Linked DNA regions of Mus musculus: region 2 is linked to region 1. The links are chromatin contacts, found by Hi-C or POLR2A ChIA-PET in ENCODE. All regions are on one chromosome and are shown on one strand. Each heading gives the region's core, a stretch centred on a gene start or an enhancer-like site at or near the end of the contact. The rest is flanking DNA. Distances are from core to core; before and after follow the strand shown.

Region 1 (6,624 bases), core at 369-2,868:
TGGCTCTTTGAGTTCAAGGCCTGCCTGGTTTACGTAGCAAGTTCCAGGCCAGCCAAGGCTACAATGTGAGACGCTGTCTCAGAAAAACAAAACAACAAAAAGTCACAAAAACACAGACAAAATCATGCTGTGTCTAAATCAGGTTTGAATCTTTTGTTATACTCCAATTCAGTGATTGCAGAAATGGTGAACACTAGGCTAGGTTCTGAGAGAGCTGTCACCAAGGTCAGTGCGCACACAGGGATTTCAGGAAAGAACTGTACAATGACAAACTGAGACAAGTTTAAGTTGAGACAGAACCCGTCACTCAGAATCTTAGTATTTGTGAAGCATCAGGCCCAGAGACTGAAGGGTGCAGTATTATAACTACTGTCAGGTAAACTCCAGCCTGAGGTGGGCATGGTTTTTTTGTTTTGTTTTTTCTCCAGTCTGTGTTCTAATAACTAAGAGGAATCTTCTCCCATCAGTGCCTCCCCCGAGTTTTATATCAGTTACTTAAGTAACCTATTTAATACAGTAACTCCCGGAAGAAGACAGTATTATGGCCATTTCACAGATGAGCAAATACCGGTGAAAAATCTTACCCAAGGTCACACAGCTAATAAAGGTCGAAACTGAGGACAGTGTGGCTGCCTCTCAAGCAGTGCTGAGGCGTGCTGTGGAGCTGTTGTTACTCATTGGAAAACGCCTTTCCCCTCAGATCAGCTCAAGTTAAATACATGTCTACTCAACAACAAAAGATGTCCCTGACATATGTAGGACATTTGAACTCTCGCTAACCCCCTTTTAAAATCCACTACAGTGGCAGCATTGAGGGAGACAACCAAGATTGCAGATTCACACTCGCCACTCAGGTGAACAGACTAGATTCTCCCACCTACGGGAAAAGGCGTGTTTTGCAGCAGAAGGGGGTTAGACTTCAAAATTCTGGGGCAAGCTGATCTAGTGAGCAAAGCTGGGGAGCTCTGAGGGGCCATTTCGTCTGGAGGCTTCAAAGGGCAGCAGGCAGCTACTGGGTGACCTTCGTCAAGTCGTTTCCCTCTCGTGATGCAGTTTGTTCTCCAGACTAAGTAACAGATAACTGCTAAAGCCCTTCGCCACTTTAGTTACAAAATCGAATGGGCATCTAGAACCTTCTCTGGAACTGTAAAGCTGGGTTCAAGAAGCACCCGGGGCTAGCTCAGGACCGCGGACGCCCCTCCCAGGGGCTCCATAAGAAATAAGGAACAAAGGCCACCAAAGCAACTGGGGCGCTCGGAAGCCCTGTCCCGGTGTGGGGCACTCTGGCTCGGGTGACCCCCTTCCCCCGAAGCCCAGGGCTCGTTTCTGTCCCACTACGTGACCTCAGCTCGGCCGAGAGACCTTGGGCAGGTGCCTCCGGCGCCCCGAATGCACCCCTGCCTCTCACCGGTGTTCGGCACCTCCCGATACCAAGCGCGGTAGAGCTCGCGCACCCTCCGCTTGGCCTCGTTCAGGTCGCGACTGAAAATGGGCTTCACCGAGGTACTGGCTGCCGCAGCAGCAGCTTGGCGCAGGCCGGTGGCCGCGGCCGCCATCTTGCCGAGGAAGCCCCGCCCCTTCAGCGTGCGCACGCGCGGTGCCACGGGACTCGCTGCCGTGCCTCCTGCAGTGCAGAGGGAAGGACTGACTGGACTAGGGCTCTCTGATTGGCTGGAAGCCTCGGGCTCTGCAATGCGCATGCTCTACCGCGGAAACACCGATCCGGGGTTGGCTCGTTCAACGGCGGCGCTGAGGAACCACCAGGAGGCGCAGCGTCGAGGCTTCAGGCAGCGGTGAGGCGCTCTGTCTGCTCTTACCAAAAGTTTGTTCCTTCAGCCAGGCGCCGTGGTTGGCAGGCTCGGAGGAGAAGACCTCGGGCATAGATAACGGTGCCAGGCGGCAATGGCAGTCTTTCCGCAGCAACAGTGCGTACTGCTGAGCATATTGTGTATGTGCTTCCGGAAAACCGTTTTCTTGTAGACATGGTGTCGATCGCAAAAGCGCCTCTGGCTTGAGCTTTTTGGCGTTTCTCAGCCCCGTTTGTTTACTTACTTCATGCCATTGTTTTGAGTTGTCGTCTCACTGCGCCTGGCCTGGAACTCACTTACGTAGACCAGCCAGGCTGGCCTCAGAGCTTGCAGTGATTTCTCTGCCTCTGCAGGTTTGTGCCCACAGCACTTGCGGTTGCCTTTTTGTAAATAAATGTGTGTGGGTGTTTTGGATGTTTGTATAGGTGTGCGCCACGTGTGCTTTTTGGAGTCCATGGAGGCCAAAAGAAGGCTATGGATTCCTCTGGGACCGACGGTTATGATTTGCTTTGTGGAGCTGGGAATTGAGCCCAGGTCCTTTGGCAGAGCAGTTAGAGTGCTTAAGCACTCACTGAGGCATCTCTCCAGCCCCGCAGTTACATTTGACCTTGCACTCCACATTTCCCCTGCTTCAGTCTCCTTAGTGCTACTTCACCTAGCCTAATCATTTCCATTTTAGACTAGGGATTTTACATCCCAAACCATGGAAGCTATATCTACCTCTGTATCTAATCTATATCTATACTCTATGGTATATATCTATATATATTCGCTGCTATATAAATAAAAGCTGAAGAATTGCTGCCTAACGACATTCTAATATAGTAAGTGCACCATGCTTTTATGGATATTTTTGTGGTGATTTGAACAAACAGTACTTCCAGTCAAAGTACAATGCACACAGATATGCTCAGCACACAGCATTTAAACTCTCATGGAGGAGAGCATGGCAGCAGGCAGGCATGAGTGGCCTTGAAGCAGCAGCTGAGGTCTTACAATAGAGAAAGACTGGGCCGGCCTCTAGTCACTTCTAGTGACACATCTTCAACAAGGGCCACATACTCCAACAAGGCCACACCTCCTAGTCCTTCCCAAAACAGTTCCACTAACTAGGGACCTAGCATTCAAACACATGAACTTATGGGGCCCAAACCACCACATTATTGATTTTTGTTTTTTTCTTTTATTCTCTCCCCTCCTTTTTGAAACCTGGCTAACCTGGGACTTTCTTTATAGACCCATGTTGGATGATTCACAACTACCATAACTAGCTCTAAGGGGCCCAGTAACCTTTTTTCTAGCCTCTATTAAGCACCTGCATAATGTGGTCCCTATACACATACACACATGAACACACACACACACACACACACACACACACGCACATACAGATAAATTATTTAAAAAATTTAGTTTTTCAGACTTGTTTTAAGGTCTAAAATGTAGTCTTTTCTGTCGTGACTAGTATTTCATGTGCATATAAACCAAGACATTCTCTAGTTTTGGCCATCTACAGGTACATAGTCGTGATTCAGCGACCTTTATGAGGTTTGGAGGAGGTAGGAATTGCTGTCATGCGCTATGCCCACTCACTTGATATCACTGAGTACCCTCAGAGGCAGGCTCTGTGTCCTTTCTGTGTCCCAGCATGCTGCTGTACCCCACATGGAAGCTCAACAAACACTGGCTGGGTGAGTGGATGGCACTTGGACGCTGCTAGGCTCCCTTCTTACTTATGATTCAGAGGATAGGCTGCTCGGTGTTAAGCCCTCCCATGTCACTGTGACTTCCATGTCTTCAGGACTTCACATGGCGCTCCCTCATCACCTCGTTACTGCCCCCTTATCCTTGAATGGCGTTGAACTGAACCAAAGGAGTACCAGTGAGGGTGTTACCCCTCGCCGGGCACACTTAGAACCACCTTGAGGCAATTGGCATGACACCCTTCTCAGATATGGAGGGGTTGTCTATCTGAAAGCTCTCTACATCACGATGCCACACCCTCCCTGCAAAAGGAGGGCCTGCGCACCCAACTCCCAGGCAAGGCTGGTATTGACACTCTTCCCAGGCTGTCTGTAGGCTACGTGGACACTGACACAAAGAAGTCTCTGGATCCCTGACTGTCATCCAGATGGGCGTGCTTGGTAAGTAGGTTTAGAGGTGTTCTTGTTAACCCATACCCAACCCAGTGAGAAGGATCCTTAAGGCCCAGTCCTGCCCTCTGTGTATCCCTTCCTTCTTGGCTCTCCCCTTCTGTGTATCCTTCTTGGTTATCCCCTTCCTCCTCTCCAGAACTGATCTTACTTCCTTTCCCCTCTCCTAGCTTCCTTGCAGGATGAGCTTGATACCGTACTCATTGACACGGAGTCCTGAGTGACTCACAGAACTTAGAGTTGAATACACTGCTAGCAGCACTCTCAGTAAGATGTGGTGGCTCTGCTTTAAAATGCTCACCAGGACTTGAAGCAGCAGATAGGAACAGCAGAATCATGCAATCAGTCATGTTGTTATTGATCTGTCTCAGCCATAAGACCAATTTTCTAGACACTGTTAATGGCTTCTCTAATAGGAGAAGCCCTCATTGGGAAACCAAGGGAGGTGTGCTGCCCCACCTCAGTCAGAGAAGGAAGCATTTCACAACCACTATGTCACTATGAATGTGAATTTTAGGCGGGTAAGGGAACAGAGAAGGACCTAGAGTTTGGGAGTTTGTATATATATTGAGTTTAGGCTAGCCTAGGCTACATATTGAGAGTCTCTCTCTCTCTGTCTGTCTCTGTCTATGTCTCTGTCTCTGTCTCTCTCTCTGTATATATGTCAATCAGACAGACAGACAGATCGTAAGATAGATGACAGGAGGGGCCAGAATGACCTCATACAACACTCACTTTTAGGCCAATCAGGGAAGAAGAACATGAGGGGTGGGAAGAAACCCAGAAGATGAGACATCTACAGCCAGAAGAGGTGATTCTAGGAAGAGGGTGACACCAGAGTGCATAGCATGGACAAGGGAGGCCACTGGGGTGGTGGCCAGAGTGTATCGGGGATGGGGCTAAGGCTGGCAACTTCAGGTTTCAGTCAACTTCAAGTGCTTCATGGATTCAAAGCACACTGAAGTGGGTTGTTGTATTGAGGGGAAGAGGGAGCAGTGCCGACATCCACTGTAGACCATTCCTGGAGGAGACTGCGCTGTGGGACAGTAAGGGCAGGAACTGGAAAGGATCTCAGGTTCCAGAGAAGTCTGGCTTTTCATGGGAGGGATGTGTGGTGTGTTTCAGCGGTGATGGAAGTGAGGCGGAAGAGGGAGAAGCAGAATGTGCAGGTGAGGAGGGCTCACCGGATGCTCAGCTGGTGAGAAGGCCAGGGAGAATGGGGTACCGGAGCCTTGGAGAAGACTAGGTCACTTCTGCCACCAGAAGAGAGGGCCCGTGGGAAAGTCAAGGAAGATCCTTCCCGATGGCACGCCTGTTCTTGGTGACACAGAAAACCTGGAACAGAGTTGGGGTGGAAGGTTTACAGAGGGAATCTGAAATCATCTCTTCAGTGTGGGCAGCTGATGAGGAAGTGGAAGGGTCTCACTATGCAGCCTTATAGCTTTGGCTGGCCTGGAACTCTTGATGTAGACCAGGCTGATAAAGACATGTCTGCCTCCGTGTCCTGAGTGCTGAGATTAAAGGTGTGTGCTACCATACCCCCAAATTATTTTTAAAGGGTACATAAAACTGAAAACACCTTAAAGTTGGTTGGTAGTTCTTAACCATTTTATTTCTGTTATACCCAAGGGCATTTTTTTTTCTTTTTTTTTTTTTTTACCATATGTTAGATCGATGCTTTCTTAAAATTCTACTACTGAGGGAAAAAAGGAAATCAACAAGGAAAAGACATGGCTGCTTCTAGGTATGGTAGAGGAGGTTTACTGTAGATATTCGGGAGAGAGTAGCCAGAGGTGGGGACATCTGGGAGAGTCCGGAATGGACATGACCCAGAGCTGTGGAAGGAGAGAGGGGAGGGGAGAGAGGAGAGCTAGACCAAGAGACCAGGAGGGTAAAGGGTAAACAGGGTAAACTTCAGAGTCAGGAGCCAAGTCAGAAAGGAAGCAGACATGTGAGAGACAGAGCAGCGTGGAGCTGGAAAGAAAACAGGCATGCGAGAGAGAGCAGCATGGAGTTGGCATGTGTGGGGTTGTGGTCACGTTCTGTGTGTTCCAGAACAGCAGGCTGGCGGTGAGACGCTATTTCCAGTCTTGGTTGTGTGGTCTTTGGGTCCAGAGCAAGCAGGCTTTGGAGGAGTGTAGGAAGACCGAGCCGATCAACAGGAAGTGAGCAAGTATGGCTGCCCAGCAAGGGTCAGAATCTGCTCCTTGCTTCCGGATCGCCCCCTCGGCCTGATGGACCCAGTAAACAAGGAAAGGAAGCACACAGGAGCTCCGTGTGTGCCCCACACCGCAAGTCTGGTAAGTTCGGAAGGAATCGGTAGAGGCATGCAGTCACGTCTGGCAGCCAGCAGAGCAGAGCCAGAGCAGAGCGTCTGGCCTGAGCCCTGTCGCAGCTGAGATGTGTTGGTCTCCTGTGGATTTTGAATGCGTGCATCGTGGTGGAGGAAGCTTTGGGGCCTGGGAAGGGTGAGGCTAAGCAGCCACGTGAGGCCAGAGAGAGGTCACAGCCTCATTTGGCAGTGTTGCTCTTCTAGATTGCCCAGGTCTCCTGTAGGCAGCACACTAGCACATGTCTTTATTCTCTCGGGTTGCTGGGCCTGGGTAATCAGTTCCCACCCACTGATCTGCAAACCCAGGGTTTCTCCAGCTTTCTTCTAAGGC
Region 2 (6,545 bases), core at 5-2,504, 750 kb after region 1:
ACTGATTGGACCCAACAGAAGTGTTCTCAAAGGGCTGGGGATGTAGCTCAGTTGGTAGAATGTTTGCCTGGCATGCATGCATCCACGTGTTTGACCCCCAGCAGTGCATAAACCAGGCGTGCAACCCCAGTGTTCTGGAGAGGGAGGGAGGCGGCTCAATTCAAGGTCACCCTCAGCTATGGAGTGAGTTCGAACCCTGTCTCCAAAAACCAAAGAATAGAACAGAAAAGCGTGGTGTGTTCCCAGCTCCTAACCTCTGAGTGAAACCACTCAGAAAAGTCCTGTCACAACCAGGCGGCCCCATTTTCCAGCCCCTCATCTACGTTGGCCTATTTTTCAGCCTCAAATTTCTCTCCACAGTGGCTCTGCCCAGCCTCCCCTCCCTCCCCTTACTACAGCCTGTGATGCTCAGGGTTTGCCCTGTCACCCCTTTGGGGAACTCACCACACTGATTCCGCTCAGTGCCCAGGTCTGTGGTTCGCCAGCTACAACAATGATAGGGAATATCTCCCGCTGTTCCAGAGAGCCCACCTGGTAAATTTAAAAGCTCAAGATTTCTGCTTTTAATTTAAAAGGTAGTGCTTGTATGTGTCCATTTTAGGAATGTTTGTGATTGGATTGCTAGGGTTAGCTTTAGGATGAGTTTTGGTCATTGGAGAGTCCTGCAGTGTATTCCAGGCTGGCCTCCAAAAACCCACAGGCCTTTCCCAGCCTCCTGAATGCACCCCGTGCCCACAGTCTGACTCTGAGTTCTTCTCGGGACTGAAACTGTTTTCAGTCCTTCCTTGCCTGGGGATGGTTTCTGCCAGAGCCCTCGCTTTATACATTCATTTATTCATTCAGGCCGTGCAATCAATTATCAAAGCTGGATAGCGCCAGGCACTGCTGAGGGACCGCAGCCACCGTGGGGACACGGTGGGGAGGCATGAAACACTGTGAAACAGTCGTCTCATTTCTGTGGGAATCAGAGAGGATCCTCGAGGGAGCTTTCCTCACTGTGGGGCCACCGGGGCCTTGTCTAGCTCGTGGTAATCATGCGGGGATGCCCAGGTATTGAGCCTGTCAAAGCTTGTCCTCCAGAGACTTACTTCTCTGCTAGCTCTGACACCATCCCACCGTAGCAGCACAGCAATGTGCCAGGAGTTGAGCAGCCCTGAGATCCTCCTGAAAGTCCCGGGCCGGCCGCAGGAAGGCGGGGCCTCGGTGGGCGGTGTCGCTTGAAGGGGCGGGGCTGGCGCTAAAACTGGGGCTAAGGAGACGGAAGCCGGTGGGGACGGGAAGGACCTGGAGGGAAAGTCCTGAGCGGGACGCAAGAGGCGGGGCGTGAGCTTCTGAGTCCTTCCAGTTCCTGTGACCTCCTCAGCGAGGAGTGACAGCCTCACCGACCAGAGCAATGGGTGAAAATGTCCCTCAGGGCCCCTTAGATTGGAGTGGGAAGGGGGAGGCCGACGAGTGCTCCCACTCGCTTACTTGAGCTGGTGGAGTGGACGCTCATCGCCCTCTCCCAGGCTCAGTGGGCAGCACTGGGATCTAGCAGAGCCAGACTCGGGGCTCCTGATGGCCGCTGAGTCCTAGGCTGCTATTTGGGGTTGCTCTTTGGGTCCAACAGCAGCAGAAGGTCAGCTCTGGAGCACATCTGACTTGAAGAGGCCCAGATGGAGCCCTGGAGTCAAGCTGACTCTCTCCCCCTCTCCTTCCTCCCCTTCTCCCTTTCCTGTGCCTCAGTTTCGTGATCTGTGCACTGAGAACAGCAGTGGCCCAACTCTCCAACTCACGGTGTATAGATAGATAGATAGATAGATAGATAGAGTATAAAGTGTCTGGCATCGGCTCCGAAGGTATAGGAAAAGCTGGCCACGGTGATCTCCCAGTTTCGATTTCCAAGGGTTCAGTTTCCTAAGGTCCAAAATGTGAGGGCACAGACCAGTTTTGAGCAGCATGGTACTCTGAGTAGTGTCTTAAAACCCTCAGCCATTTTACTGTATGTAGCTTTAGCTGGCTTGGAACTCCCTAGACCAGCCTATCCTTAAGTGGCCGAAATCCTCCTGCCTCTACCTCCTCAGGACTAGGCTAGGCTTATAGGTGTGATTAATACACTTGGTTCTCATAATAATATTTTAGAGTCAGTGCTGCACAAATTGTAGTATATTTGTTTTATTTTGTTGATTTGAAGTTTTATGAGACAATGTTTTATCGTCTATCCATGTCTACCTTTTAAGGGCTGGGATAACAGGCATGTATAATTATTGTTATAGGTAGCATTCAGTGTATGGGGTCTGTTACTGCTTGAAGTTTCAGGTATCTACAGGGGCTCTTGGAATGGGTCCCATATAGTTATGAGGCATTATTCTCTATTTGCTCCTGTTTAACAGAAAGGGAAACTGAAGATGGAGAGGTTTTAGGCAAGCCAAGGTCATACAGCCCACAAGTGTCAGGGTTCAAGCCGGCAGCCCCCAACCTACTCCTTCCAGTTCTGCCCTAAAAACCAATGAGCTATATCCTGAAAAACCTATTCAGATCTTTCTCATCCAGGGGACCCAAGCTGTCTTTCCCTGTTATCTGGCAATCAGTCTGTCTAAAGCTTAGACATAGGCCAGTAGCTCAGGCGCCTGTGCCTCTTGGTGCACTCATAGGGGCTTAGGAAGTGCCGGATTCCTGGATGCAGGGGTTGACAGACCAGATCTGCCTTGCAGGTTTGCACTCAGAGTTGAAGTTGGCTGTGCCCTGGGGCCACATTGCTCTCAAAGTCTGGGGCTCCCAGAAGAACCCTCCAGTTCTCTGCTTACACGGCTGGCTGGACAACGCCAACTCCTTTGACAGGCTCATTCCTCTTCTTCCCCAAGGTAGGGCCGTGGGCTGAAGGGCCGTGGAGGGGTGACGGCAGCCATGCCGAGCCCCTCTCTTCCTCTTCCCTGCTGCAGACTTCTGTTACATGGCTATGGATTTCGGAGGCCACGGGCTCTCGTCCCATTACAACCCAGGCCTCCCGTACTACCAGCAAAATTTTGTGAGTGAGGTCCGAAGGGTGGCAACAGGTGAGCCAGAGCCCCCATAGTATCTCTCATCCTAGGAGTAGGATGCAGTATCTGGGAGGCAGGACTGGCCTGGGAACGGATACCTGGGGTTTCTGCTTCCGGTTTCCTGGCCCCTGAAAAGAGCCTGCTCTTCCGCTAGGAGCATCCCACAGTGAAGCTAGTGGGTCCTAGTGGGTCTCCTGCAGGGGTCGTGTGGGGGTCAGGGTGGGGCTGCTGCAGGTCTTTGGAGGGAGTCCCAAGCCCCAGGGCACAGGGATAAAGGACAGAGTAAGGCTGGGCTGTGCAAACCTCCTTTCTGCCTTTGTGTTTTCAGCCTTTAAGTGGAATCAGTTCACCCTCCTGGGCCACAGTTTTGGTGAGTCAGCCTAAGGCGGAACCTGAGTTCGGGGGGAGAGCTGTAGGAAAGAGAGAACTTGACACTGTGGTACCTGGTGCCTTTCCCTGCCCCTCTGAGGAGAGGGGTGAGAGAGTCATCTAATGCTTACCGTACAGTTCTAGAGACCGAGTCTCAACTCCATGGTGGGAAAGGAACTAGGGATGGGACACCCCCCCCCCCCCAGGAAAGAGCTTGGGAGGAGGGTACTGGGATCTGGGGAGGGGGGCCACACAGAATGTCACCACTGCTCTTTTGTCTGGCAGGTGGCTGTGTGGGTGGCACGGTGAGTTACTGGCTGGGGACCTTGTGGGGACAAGCAGAAGGTAAGATAGGAAGAGTCCCACACCTCCTTAGCGAGAGTCACTTTCCACACACACTGTGTCCTAGTGAAGGTCCCTTGGAGAGTTTCTGCTGTCCTGACTGTCATCCCCAGGACTCCTAAGACCAGGGTTACTGGGGTCTACAGGCAGGTCTGAGAGGACCACGCTGGAGGGACAGAAGTCTCCTGTTCTGGTGAAATCTGTGCCTTCCCCACCCACTCACTTGTCCCTCTCTCTGTTGTCCCTCTCTAGTTCGCCTGCATGTTCCCTGAGATGGTGGACAAACTGATCTTGCTGGACTCAACGCCATTTTTCCTGGACTCTAATGTAGGAGAGCCTCCTGGGAGGCTGTCATAGGGGACTGACCCCAGACTTTAGGGGATGCCTTCAGCTCTGTGTCTCCTGTGGTGGACATTAAGGAGGCATTAAGGAGACTGGGACAGAAGGGTAGATAAGTTAGGCAGGGACCTCCCCAGAGAGAGCAGCATCCTGAAGCTTGTGACCCTAAGAATGTGAGGGACCAAGGGTGTGGGAGCTGGTGGGAAGCTCTGTGTGTGGCCTGGATTCTGCAGAAAGCTGGTGGATCCCATGTAGACTGTGAAACAGCAGAAGGTGGAGGAGAGGAGCAGATGTGGCTGGAGGAAGTTCTGGGCCACAGCCAGGTCCCTGCACTGACACTTAAGCATCATTTTATACTGAGCACATGGAACACCAACCCTGAGTGGGGCTGATAGAAAACTACCACCACCTCTGGCAACCACTACCATCAGTCACACAGCACACCAGTGCTGTCCCTGAGTCTGAGCCGTTGCTCTGTCCTTTTCCTACTGTGTGACCCCAAGGAAGTTAGTTCGTTAATGTGTGGAATGTGCTGTGTCAATTTAAATCCTTCCATTTATAAAATGGCCACACATGCCCTGAGGACAAGAACTCTTTCTTTCTTTTCTTTTTTTTTTCTTCTTTCTCCTCCTCCTCTTCTTGAGACAAGAATTCATTCTGTAATCAAAGCTGACCATGAACTCCTGGCAATCCTCCTGCCCCAGCCTCCTCCTAAGGGTAGGAATTACAGGCATGAGCCATCATACCTGGCTCTGTGCGTTTTTTGCCTTTCTATCCTCATGTCTCCTATCCCTGCACTCGGTAATTTTCCACTGCATGAACCAGTAACTCATGGGTCAATGTGGAATCCAGTGCACAGACTATGACAGACTTCACCCTTTGGTCTTTGTAATGTCCCACTGATGACACAAGGATAGATAGACCCTTGGAGCTTCCTCCTGGGTGGGGCTGGGTGGCAGTAAGCTCCAAAAACCTGAACCTGTTGGTCTTCTTCCATTGGGAACACGGGGTGTGGCAGATGGAATCTCAGATCTACCTCCTCGACGACCTGGTTCTATCCCTGCCATTAGCAATGACATCATTGATTGCTATCCTAGAGTCATGTCTCTTGGCAGTTAAGAGAGATGCCCCCCTACCAAAATGCCATCTAGCTCCTCTAGCTGTCCCAGGCTAAGGAGCTGATCCCTCTGAAGGGCACCTAGGATGGCGAGATGGCGGGCAGGACCGGGAGGGGCTGAGACCCCTCATCTGGGGCTTCGCTACTCACCAGCTGTGGCTGAATCCGTAGGAAATGGAGAACATACTGACCTACAGGCGGAGAAACATAGAGCACACACTTCAGGTGGAGGCCTCCCAGAAAAAGTCCCTGAGAGCTGTCAGCCCAGAGGAGATGTTGCAGGGGTGAGTGCTGGGGGCAAGGGAAAAGCGGGGAGGGGGGGCAGATGAGGAGGGGGACTGGAACGGCTGTGTCCTCCAAGTTGGGGAGAAGATGCCTCCTCTTTTTCCTTCCCCCTTCCTCCTCCCCTTCCCCTCCTCCTCACAAGGTCACCCCCCTACCCCCACCCCAGGTTGCTTCCCTCTGGGGTGGCAGCCAGCACCAGGCCTCCTGGACATGTCTCAGGAGCCTCTTGTTACCAACCCTCCTTACTTGTGCTCGGAGGTGGGGAGGGGAGGCTCTTCCTTGCCCCCCTCAGTTCAGGTTTTATTTGTACACCCCTTCCCTCTGTCTACCAACCTTGGGCTCCTTAACAATTTGCCCACAGTTCTCTCCCATTCTCCTGCTAGAGCTGTGTGGTGGCTTCTACCCCAGAGCGGCTGCACTACCTGTGTCCTTGATGGCCTCTAAAATCTGCAAGCATGGGACTGCCCTGGTCATATTTGTGCATACTGCATCTGGTGGTACACACAGTAGGTAGGACAGGGCTTTTTTGCTTGTTTTTTTTGGTTTGTTTTGTTTTTCGAGACAGGGTTTCTCTGTATAGCCCTGGCTGTCCTGGAACTCACTTTGTAGACCAGGCTGGCTTTGAACTCAGAAATCTGCCTGTCTCTGCCTCCCTAGTGCTGGGATTAAAGATGTGCACCACCACGCCTGGCAGGACAGGGCTTTTTTGTTGGTGGTAGTGTTCCCTAGGTCCATCAGCCTTTTATTGACAAGCAAATGCTTTTATACAGAGCACAATAACATTACGTCTACATAAGTAGATATGGACACAAAGCTAACAGGCAGGCTGTTCTCCATCCTTCATGGGTCACCTCCTGTCTCTTCTTCCTCCTTCCTGCTGTCCTTTCTGAAGATTGAACCTAAGCCCTCATGGGTGCAGCGTGCTAGGCAAGCACTTTCCCACTGAGCCACATCCCTTCCCCTTTTTGTTGCTCATTTGTTTTAGAGAGAGTTAGCTATAATTCAGGCTGGCCTTGAACCCACTACGTAGTCATGACTGGCATTGAGTTCCAGGTCCTCCTGCCTCAGCTTCT

The links. A loop is a pair of places that touch in the nucleus more often than their neighbours do. ChIA-PET counts read pairs that join two places held with the same protein, here RNA polymerase II (POLR2A).
Region 2: a map of T-helper 1 cell shows a loop between it and region 1 (2.2-fold over the local background). The contact joins the promoter of Serhl here to the promoter of Ndufa6 in region 1. A Hi-C loop is called at or near these places in 1 of 37 maps with a recorded cell type or tissue (T-helper 1 cell). POLR2A ChIA-PET finds 5 or more read pairs at or near these places in 1 of 5 experiments (Patski).

What each region holds. Positions count from the first base shown.
Region 1 is chr15:82,352,673-82,359,296 of GRCm38, forward strand. It overlaps Ndufa6 (NADH:ubiquinone oxidoreductase subunit A6), which reads right to left and starts at 1,619. Exons shown (of 3, transcript NM_025987.3): 1 at 1,409-1,619. The coding sequence starts at 1,556.
Region 2 is chr15:83,098,951-83,105,495 of GRCm38, forward strand. It overlaps Serhl (serine hydrolase-like), which reads left to right and starts at 1,255. Exons shown (of 12, transcript NM_023475.3): 1 at 1,255-1,397; 2 at 2,694-2,843; 3 at 2,922-3,035; 4 at 3,349-3,390; 5 at 3,675-3,694; 6 at 3,984-4,058; 7 at 5,359-5,471. The coding sequence starts at 1,394.